Regions from separate parts of the Homo sapiens genome. Here region 2 is linked to region 1. A link is a loop called in an ENCODE intact Hi-C map of the cell type or tissue named here. Cell type or tissue: PC-3. All regions are shown on one strand. Each heading gives the region's core, and the rest is flanking DNA. Links, peaks and the distances in the headings are about the cores only. Region 1 holds the start of LOC105372083 (a long non-coding RNA gene). Region 2 overlaps LOC105372084 (a long non-coding RNA gene).

Region 1 (5,390 bases), core at 160-5,159:
AAAGCATTTACCACTCTACCAGCCATGTACCCACAGGGAGAAGCCATATTTTTCAATTCACACAAAGGGGTCAAAAACATACCAGTAACTAGTAAAGCAAATGATCTTGAAATTCCGCTAAGAACCTCCTACATGCTGAATCCCAACTGATCTTTAATTCAGTTTCTACAAAGCAACAGAAGCTACAATCTGAGAAATTTTAGATTTCCTGAAAATAGTTCCCAGACCCTAGATCCCACTGACACCAAATGAAATCAAGCCATGCAAGACAATTTTTACTTGGATTTCTTAAGGAGGGGATAAAGATTGGAACAGATCCACAAATAAATGCTCAGAAACAAATGAAACAATGAGCTAAGAGACGTGGAGAAAGCCAGGCCTGCACCTACCAACCTGCATGTCAATGGAGAGGCACAATGTTCTCATTATGTACATCATATGGTTGCCCCATTTTCAGATGTCTTAATGGCCTAGGAAGATTATTCCATTAGGGTTTCCTTAATTATTTTCACAGTTACTGTTACCTTTGCACCTGGCCTCAGAGTAGTTTGAGAATAGTGTATGAATGATGCTGCGATGCATTAACTATAGCTGAGCAATTACACCATTCAACCAGAATACAAAGGTAATTCAAAGCAATGAATCCTTAGCTATGTATATGACAGAAGAATTGGTTCTTCTCTACGGTCTTTCAGTCAGCCAGTTAATACGCATGTAATACAGGTTATTAGAAGTAGTTATTTTCAAGGGGAGTTAAAGAAGCTGGGACATGTTCCAAAGCTAGACATTGTTATTGATATAATTTTTTTTGTATTTCATTTAAAATAGTCAAATAATAAAAGTAAAATATGTGTAATTACCTAATTAACCTTGTGTGTGACATGTACTTATGACCCTTGCCTCATGTTTAAATCACACCTGTTCCTAATCCCTGTCACCATCCCTCATACTATTCTTGAACCTCATACCATCCCTGAAAGTGATCATTGTTTATCCCAATCCTAGGCCACTTTCTATCTCAAACTGCCTCCCTAGGGTTTAATATTTGCTTTTAAGCCAAACTAAAATGTACCTGGAGTGAAAACAGAGGCTTCAAAATGCCATGTGATCAACATAGCCTGGTCCCTCTAGTTGTTTAAATACTGTTGGGAGATTAAGCCCATTAAAAATCTAACAAAGAAATCTTAACAAATATTGCCCTCACAGAGTTGTCAGAAGCTGATAAATATGACTAATATTAAACAAATGGATCTGTTAAGTGACCCAGGAGGTTGTCCCAGGAGGGACCCAGGAGGTGTGTGTATGCTTTCTCAAGTTTTATTTCTAATTGAAGATGCCTTCTGAAATTTGTTGACACTGTTAAGATGAGAAACCCTAAATAAAGAAATCTTAGCATGGATTGTGATCAGTGTGATGTGGGAGAGTTTCTTATGTCAAGAAGGTTAGGTGCCCAAGTTTCCCGACAACAAATATTCTCAATAATCTATCTCACTCTTTCAGAATCTGTTAGTCCATTTTGCATTGTTATAAAGAAATACCTGAGTCTGGGTAATTTATAAAGAAAAGAGCTGTATGTGGCCTAAAGTTTTGCAGACTGCACAAGAAGCATGACACCAGCATCTGCTTCTGGTTGGGCCTTAGAAAGTTTACAATCATAACAAAAGGTAGAGGGAGAGCCAGGAGTGTCACATGGCCAGAGGAAACAAGAGAGAGAGAGGGAAGGGGTGCCACGCTCTTTTTAACAACCAGATTTTATGGTAACTCATTACCATGGGGAGGGCATCAATCCATTCATGAGAGATCCATCCCCATAACCCAAACACTCCCAGTAGGCTCTACCTCCAACACTGGGGATCACATTTCAACATGAGATTTGGAAGGGCCAAAATATCCAAACTGTGTCAGAATCCAAACATGGGCTGTTTGATTACGTGGAAAATTGTCCAGGTTTCCTTATCGCTCATGAAACTCTTTTATATCCATCCTACAGAGAGATGACTCATGGCCCAGGTGAAATTCAGGTCCAAGCTCTGGAGAGTGTGTGGGGACTGGTGAAAAGACATGGTAAGATGAACACATGTGTAAGTGTAAGAGCATAAAGGGGCTTTGTTTCTATTGTTTGTTAGTGATTGTTTTGGATACTGTTTTAAATTTTTCAGTTTGGAAATTGAGTAGTAATAAAGTCTCCTTGGAGTAGAAAGTTAAGGAAGAGAAGAATAAAGTGGGAATAGGTAGGTCAGAGGACAGAAGCCTGGGAGTTTTACTTTTTTTGATAAACAAAGGGAATTCAAGGAAAATTTTAGTAAGAGAGTCGTGTGATTAAAGTGGGTTTACGGAAACAAAACAGGATACTTGGACAGACTATGTGAATGTGGATGATGACACACAGCATATTTATGTAGCCTGCAGCTAGTATTTCTATAAAATTATTTTGTGATCTCATAAAATCTCAGTAGTAACAATAACATATTATTTGAATCCTCAATGGGCTAAAAGTTTCACGATTCCATCCACATGCTGATTACATGAAACCTTGGTAATATACCCATAGCCAATATATCCTAAAGTCTAGATTGATTTATAACCTTGCAATCTTTTTGTACCCATTTAATATCTTTTATATAAAATCAGACATCCTGTGTTGTCTCTGATGCTGTATCTAAAGAGTTGAAAGAAGAGGAGTTTAGGCCACAGGAGTCTTTTTGGAGAGAGAATATAATGCAAGAGATCAGTAAAGCAATAAAAGGGTCTGACTGTCCCATTCCTAGTATATGAAATTCAGTTAAAAATATAACACCAAGATTTTTTAATAAAAGGATAGAAGCTTGTGGCTCCTGTCATTGAAGGTTCTAGTGCCAGATGAATCTTTACAATTTAGATCTTGGGTAGGAGGAGGGATATGGGGGAAAAATGAATAAATCTATAAAATTTGACAAGTGACAGATCTTTGCCTGGTTAACTGGCTATGCAAAGATTTTAGTAAATTCTTCTGTCATTCCCAATTTATCTTATTCATGAGAATGTTATAATATTCAAATGACACAATGGAAGGTAATCCTATATTTGCTTTGCAGAACATTTTAAGACGTGCAGTCAGAGTATATAATGTAGTCCTGGTTTCACCACTTTGCAAAGACAAAGTTGTATAATAAACTCCAAATCAGGGGAGAAAAACATATGGTATTATTTTCATTGTTTCAGAATATAGTAACACTGATAACACAATAGTCCATAGACTTAGAGCTGTTTTCAGCCAAAATACCTAAAATGTATGAATTGCTGCAACCTCTTGGCCCCCTTACTCTCTTCGTGTTGGCAACCCTATCTCTATCTGCCTTTTTTTCGTTTGTCTCTGTGCCTGCTATTTTTGTCTCCCTCTGCCTTCTCTGTGTCTTTCTTTGTGTTGGTTTCCCTCTTCTCCAGTTCATCTCCTTCTCCACATTCCGACCTCAATAGACACTTCCCCGTTTGCTGTCCTATGTCTTCATACTTTTCCTAACATGAAAAAGGAAAATGCAAGCCTTTGCTTGGATGTTTAGTTTGCATTTCCTTCTAATGTACTTTCCGAAAACTCCGAACAAAATCAAGAATTTCAATCCAAACTCAAGGGAAAAATTGCAATAAAGTGGTACAAATTAGAACAGAGATGAGAAAAAGAAATATTGTCAAGTTCTTGGAATATTTTAAAATATTATTACTGTAGGGAATGGATGAAGAAACTGGTTTTAAGCAACTGATGCAATTTTGATCAATAATTGAAGTTGAATAATTCTAAAAAAGACTATTAGCTCACAGATTGAGGTGCTCACTATGGGATCAGAGAGGCCTCAAATTATGGATCAGAGGGACTTCGCTTCAACCCTCCCCTGTTATTTCTGGCTATAGGTCCTGAAGACTTATTTATCATCTCTAAGTCTTGGTTTACTTAACAAAACAAAATAGAAAATAATACTAGGGTAGCTGAATTAAGATAATTTAAGTAAAGTGCTTAGCACCACTCTGAAACGTAATATATGTTCAAACATGTTAGTCATTATCATCAACATTATGGTTTTTCTTATTTTTATTGGGTACAAGAATAACAATTTCCACGTTAAATATTTACTCTCATAAAGACAATTATCCATTTAGAGCTCTGTGTTCTCTTCTTTCATGAAAGTTTAGCAAGTTCTTATTTTGATTTAATTTTTATTTGTATAAAACATATATGTACAAAGTTTAATAATCAGAGTATATACGTACAAAGTTTAATAAGCAAGGTTTCTCAAAAATTGTGAAGAAAATAACAGTGTTTAGCCTTATCCATTTGCACTCTAAATTCTCATTTCCAGAAGTAATTATCTTTATTTTCCAATGTTACATTTTTTTCTGAATATTCTTCCCTCCCTATGCCTAAATAACGTGTTTATTCTATTTTTTTCAGGTTTTATTGTTATCTGTTTAGTTCCTGCTGCGGAAGATGAGACTCTCGCTCTCTTTGTCATTTCCCCACATGCACAGAAACACACATATTTCTACTTTTCTCATCCTCTCAACAGGCTATCATAACTTTGGTTAAATCAATAGTCAGTGTTTGTATATTATTATTGGATAAATATTACTTACAGTGGAACCCATTTTGTGTATGATTAGATATTCTTTCTTGTAGAACTTTATGTTTATCCAGGAGTTAATACTTATCTGATTATTTTCAGTTGCTTAATGTCCTATACACCTGTTATTAATTTATGCTGAACTCTCCAACAGAAACTGAAATCTTGTCTTACTATGTTTAAACACATTGGGTATTCTACAAGTTTCTTTTCTTATTTATGTATAATTCTCCTAGGGCTTTCCATCTTCCTGCTCTAGTCTAAACTGGTTGTTCTCTAGGCCAGTGGCAATGTTATCATCCTGATATTCTCCTTCACCATCAGCCTGGGAGTTCTGTTGGTTTTTCTCCTGTATGGAATCCTCTATTTCCTGTTATTTTTAAAAACTTGGTGTCAACCCTAATTTTCATGGGTATATTTATGCAATAACTTTTCAGAAAAAGATACAAAAAAAGCAACATTTTTTTTCCTGTGATTTTGCTTACTTGAAAATATCTTTATTCCATGGGTCAGCCAACTATAGGCTGTAGGCTAAAATCCTCCCATTTTAGTGAATAAGGTTTTATTAGAATACAGCCACATCCATTTGTTTACTTATTATATATTATGCCACAATGGAAGATTTGAGAAATTGCAATAAAGAACATTTAGATGATAAAATCTACAACATTTATTATCTGGACCTTTACGAAGCAAATATTTGCTAACACTTGCTTTATTCTATGTTCACACAAAATTGTTAATTTTGCTAGATATAGAATTTTAAAGGGCTTTTTTTTTATCTTCTAGCTTCCAGAG
Region 2 (5,390 bases), core at 325-5,324, 88 kb before region 1:
TAGTAAAAGAATGTAAGAGCAAGGAGATTACCCTAGCCATTCAATTCACCAATAATTTATTGAACTAATTTGTGCATAACACTGACCTAAATGATGCATTTGATTATTAATGGAAGGGAGGGAGGCTTAATGATAGTTGCCATTTACTTTATTACAAGAATTTTAGAAAATTTATCTTGTTTAAGAATTTCGGCACCATGTGAAACACAAATTATCCCAGATATACTTTTTAAGACGAGGAAACTAAGGCTTAGTAAGAATAACTTTTATCGAGGCCACATGAATATCTAGTGTTGAAGCTGCAATTTAAACCAGTTCCATGTCTCTGAAGCCAGCACTTGACACTTAACCCTCTAGTATATTACTCGCTAAATAGCCCTCTTAGTACTGCCATAGAGTAAATGTCCTCCCTAATCAGACTTGAGAGCCATCTTTGACATGGTAAAAATAGGTGGAAAGATGAAGCCTCTTTCTTTATTTTTATTGATTTATTTTTTTGAGATGGAGTCTCCCTCTGTCGCCCAGGCTGGAGAGCAGTGGCGCGATCTCGGCTCACTGCAAGCTCCGCCTCCCGGGTTCACGCCATTCTCCTGCCTCAGCCTCCCGAGTAGCTGGGACTACAGGAGCCCACCACCACGCCCTGCTAATTTTTTTTTGTTTTTTGTTTTTTGTTTTTTTGTATTTTTAGTAGAGACGGGGTTTCACGGTGTTAGCCAGAATGGTCTCGATCTCCTGTCCTCATGATCTGCCTGCCTCGGCCTCCCAAAGTGCTGGGATTACAGGCATGAGCCAGCGTGCCCAGCCTCCTCTTTCTTACAGCTTTTGTTTTTTGACTAACCAGATCAATGGGTAGCACATTAACGCAAACTATATATATGCTTTCTAACCAATTGTCAGGAAAGCGGAATTGGTCAACAAGCTCAGTCACAAGGTGAGGTTTAATAACTTGTTAATACAAATCGACATAGCATCTGGATTTCTTGCAGCTATAGCCTTTTCTCTTCTATACTCCCTTTGCCCAACCCACTGCTCCCAGTATCATACTCAGGTTAAGCAAGTATCTATGGCTTGCCTGCCTTAAATTCTGTTTTATTACCCTCCCAGTTCACTCCTCTTACCCTCCTATTGAGGCCACGCTGGGAACCTTGGCCTGTATATCTCGGATAGATATGCCTGACTAGTTCTTACCAGCTCCTCCAAGTAAAGCAGTGTTTCTCACTGCATTAGAACCATTAAGGAAAATTGTCATCTCCCTCTCTACCATTCATTACCTTTTCTACTCTGATTGCTAATCCTGGGTTGGGTTGCAGTTTTCTATAACATAACAAAATTTGAGAGCCAAATTCTAAGAGATGCTAGTGTTCATATCTCTTGCTGTAAAGTGTGATTACAGCATGGCTAGAAGAATTCTTGTAACCCTAGCATGTTTATGTCTGATTATATTACCCATCAAGGAAAAAATTCACTTTGCAAACTCTAACTTTCCTGTGAATACAGATTATGTCTGTCTTGTTTGCTAGTGTAACTTGAAAGGCACTTATAGGGCATGGCACATATTAAGTGCTCCACAAATATTTGTTTGATTTAAATCAATGGCTGGAAGACTGAACAGATGGAGCAATGGATGAATGACATTCTTGTTGGCTGAGCTAGCTTATTTCTTCTTCCCCACAACACATACCTTTTCCATATGATAGTAATAACCCTAAACTTCTCCTGAGCCTTGCAATTATGGCCTTGTTATATCACATCAGGCCAGTCTATTTCCCAAGATACCTGGATAAAATATATATGAATGATACTATGGATTAGGAGAGTTTTAGACAACCTAAGTGATGTATCAAGTTCTCCTATCACTCCTCTTTATCTCCTGGGAAAGTGAGTTTGTTGTGTTACACAACATAATTATCAAAGTGGCAAACACATCACATATTTTCTTATCATAATTTTAATTACTTTTGTTTGCTTGTCTTTGCCTTTTCCATTGAAAGCCTTCATTCATATTGACCCACTTCAATTTTGCTTAGTTTATAAATCCTGGTGAAATTTTAGCTAGAAGTGGCATGGCCATAGCTGAAGTTTATATTCATAAGTAACAATATGGGTAAGAACATGCCTTTGGTTTTTATGATAGTTTTTGAATCAGATTTTCAATGACTTAAAAGTTTTCTTAAAATGTGTACCATATGCCTACATTTTTTTGACATTTATAAAGAAGGTTATTCTGCGCCTGAGCTCTTTGGTTATCTGACTACTAGAGAATATGAGGCAGAGAACACTTACTGCAAAGAAAATGTTCTTTTATAGCATCCTTTAGTATGCATTATAGCTCTGAAAGAAATAGAAGCCAAGATTTCCAAATATATTAGTTTCCCAAAGTTATCACTCAACAATGTTTGACACAGCGGAGGCAATAGGTAAAGTTAGTACAGTCCTTGTTAAACCCTGGGTTTAATGATTTTTTTTAGGACATTCGTATTAAAATGGGATCGTTAAAAATATACTGCCATTCCAGCAGCAAAAAAATGCATACAATAAGTTCACACAATGCATACCAATAATGACTCAACAAAATAAATGGCAAAATGAAACCAGCATTGCTCACAGTGTGTTTAAAATAACCTTTAGGCATTTGATGAGTTTTATTGGTAACCATTTGGTGGCAAACTACTCAGTGTAAAAGAACAGTTTAAAAGCTAATAGGAAAAATCTGGCATTAATAACGTGGTAGAGTACAGTGAGAACAATAGTGAAGTTACTGCAGAAAGCAATGTATCTAGATAATTAAACTTAAGTCATTTTGGTTCTACAGCAGTAAAAGATATGCCTGCTAGGAACATGAGAGACCCCATATGCAAAGCTGACTCTAAGAGTAAAAAGTCGGCTTCGTGGTTACACAAATAGGTTGAAATAGAGTGTGGAGCAAGGCAGAGAAGTGTAGGCAGATCACTCGGATTCATTAATTATCCTCTCTCAGCTTTATTTTTCCTTCACTCAAAAGGTTATTACTATCGTTTTATTCTTAAATTATGTTGGTAAACACTATGCCTCCCTCTTAATCTGTGCCAGAATCATGAATAAACAACTTAAATGTGCAAAAGACCTTGGAAATGCATGCCAAGATAAACTATAGATAAAATTATCCATAGCTTGAAATTAAAGTTAAAACCCTAGTGCAGTTACTTAGTTGAGATATATGAGAATAGGCCAGTAGCATCTTTGTTTTTCCTTTTCTCAGTATGCATAATAATAAAGCAAACGTTAATAACATTTTTGTGATGCAGAGTGATTAATAAGCAATTAGGTCTGTGTCTAAATGATTTTGTTGGCAGTCTTCAATATGCGTTTCTTGGAAGTCTACTGCTGTCTGATACTGATTCTAACAACTAGTATAACATTTTTTTAAAAAATTATAGGATTGTATTAATAGCTAAACCATAACAAGAGTGGGTCTGGGCTCAGACAATGCACAGAATATGATCAGGGATGTTTAGGTATCAATGTAGAAGACACATTTGAAAGCCACCTCATCACTGATAATACAAAAAGGATGGTTGTGGGATCATCCTATTTGTTTTATTCTATTTATTATATTAAATTTTAAAATTTACAGTGTTTTGTGTTATGCTTTTCATCATTTTAATCTTGTCAAAAATCTAGATGAAAGGTACACTATATTGAACACGTTTTAAATTATGGGACCCTTGAACTCTATATTTAAAAAGAAAAAGCCAAGTAGTTTTTATTCTACCTAATCTAAACATACCTTTAAAATCCTGAATTCAGGCTGGATGTTGTGGCTCACACCTATAATGCCAGCATTTTGAGAAGCCAAGGCAGGTGGATTGCTTGAGCCTAGGAGTTCTAGACCAGTTTGGGCAAAATGGTGAAACCTCACCTCTACAAAAAATACAAAGATTAGCTGGGTGTGATGCCATGTGCCTGAAGTTTCAGTTACTTCGGAGGCTGAGGTAAGAGGATCAATTAAGCCCAGGAGGTCACGGCTGCCATGAGCCATGAGCGCACCACTGCACTCTAGCTTGGGAGACAGGGTGAGATCTTGTTTCAAAAAAATATAAAAGTAATAAAAATAAAATCCTGAATTCAAAGTTTGTTGAAGACTCAATAATTTCTTATACATGAAGACCACATGAAACTTTTCAATGTGTATTATTCACATTTAGTATTTTACTGAGTAAGCACAACAACTTTATGACACTGTATGATAAAGATGAGCTCCTGTGGGCTGATAAAGAAACCGAAGCCCAGGGAGTTCAGCAAACTTGTTCAAATAGAAAGTTTAGGTCTTGGACACAGAAACTCTGCATGTTTGAATTAAACACAGCATCAGCTGTCATGATAGAAAGGAAATTTTGAGTTCGAGTAATGAGACTCTGTTAGAATTTCACAAAATAGCTACTGAAAGTGTTCCAAACAAAAGAGTCAGGAATTTGGACACCACCACTACCACCGCACATACCCACCAAACCCAGATCATTCGAGGGAGGAGGCAGGAGAGGCTTTTGCTCTGCTTCACTTCAACAAATGACCCTGAATTTGGATTTGTAATATAAACTTTCAATACTTTTATACATTGAATTATTAGCAAGGGGAAAATGTTATTATCTCCTGAATGATATTCTCAAACATGCCAAAGTTTATTTTATATCCTAGAAATCTTCTCCCAAAAAACAATAAATGGCAGAAGAAGCAGGAGGGGGAGAGATGGGGAGGGAGCAGAAGAGGGAGCTGGAAGAAGAGGAAAGAACTTCCAGTCCCCACTTGCTCCTGAAATTTCTAGTCACAGACTTAGCATCATGATGCTCTTCAAATTCAATTTAGTGTGGTTTGATTATTAGTACAGAGCACCCAGAATGAGCTATGCTAGATGGCAACAGTATGTAAGGATCACTTCCTGATACCTTCTTCCCTCTTTTATTCCTGGCTCATGGCTTTGCTTTCTTAAAGCAAGAGGTGTCTGCAAGAATGGGGAGGGGGAGGCTGCTAGATGAGAAAAGAAGAAAGTAGCCTGATTGCAGCTTAGCTTTGTGAATTCAAGAAGTGTGTGTTTGAAAAATGAAGGTGCATAAGTTAGTGTAGCTCCAGGGCGCCAGCTTCCCTAGTGTTAGCATAGCTGACACACTGACAGTTTATATGGAATTTATGTGCCTATTTCCTCTGCTTTTTATGGGAAAACATGTTGTTACCTTACAGCTGCCCACATCACATGCCGCCAATCCACCTCTGAGCCATAGAGCACCTTTCTTGAGGAAACATACATACATCAAGGGCTTATGCATTTTTTACAATGTCGTAAGGGAAAAATAATAAAATATGGGTTATTGTGTACACCATTCCACAATTTAATTTTTTTTTATTTCACTGGCTTA

Evidence for each region. Peaks named below come from ENCODE experiments on the same cell type or tissue, not always from the same donor. Only the 100,000 strongest peaks of a DNase experiment are listed, where the experiment ranks them.
Region 2: it touches region 1 in a loop (10-fold over the local background); 1 of 110 quality-filtered maps calls a loop at or near these places.

What each region holds. Positions count from the first base shown.
Region 1 is chr18:41,502,144-41,507,533 of GRCh38, forward strand. All of the region lies in intron 2 of KC6 (keratoconus gene 6), which reads right to left. It overlaps LOC105372083 (a long non-coding RNA gene), which reads left to right and starts at 1,991. Exons shown (of 2, transcript XR_001753428.2): 1 at 1,991-2,064; 2 at 4,424-5,390. In PC-3, for the core only: no CTCF peak of the experiment used is centred there; no DNase peak of the experiment used is centred there; H3K4me3 peaks cover 273 bases; H3K27ac peaks cover 2,976 bases.
Region 2 is chr18:41,413,647-41,419,036 of GRCh38, forward strand. All of the region lies in intron 2 of LOC105372084 (a long non-coding RNA gene), which reads right to left. Among named protein-coding and RNA genes, the nearest start is that of KC6, 100 kb to the right of the region's middle. In PC-3, for the core only: no CTCF peak of the experiment used is centred there; no DNase peak of the experiment used is centred there; H3K27ac peaks cover 1,273 bases.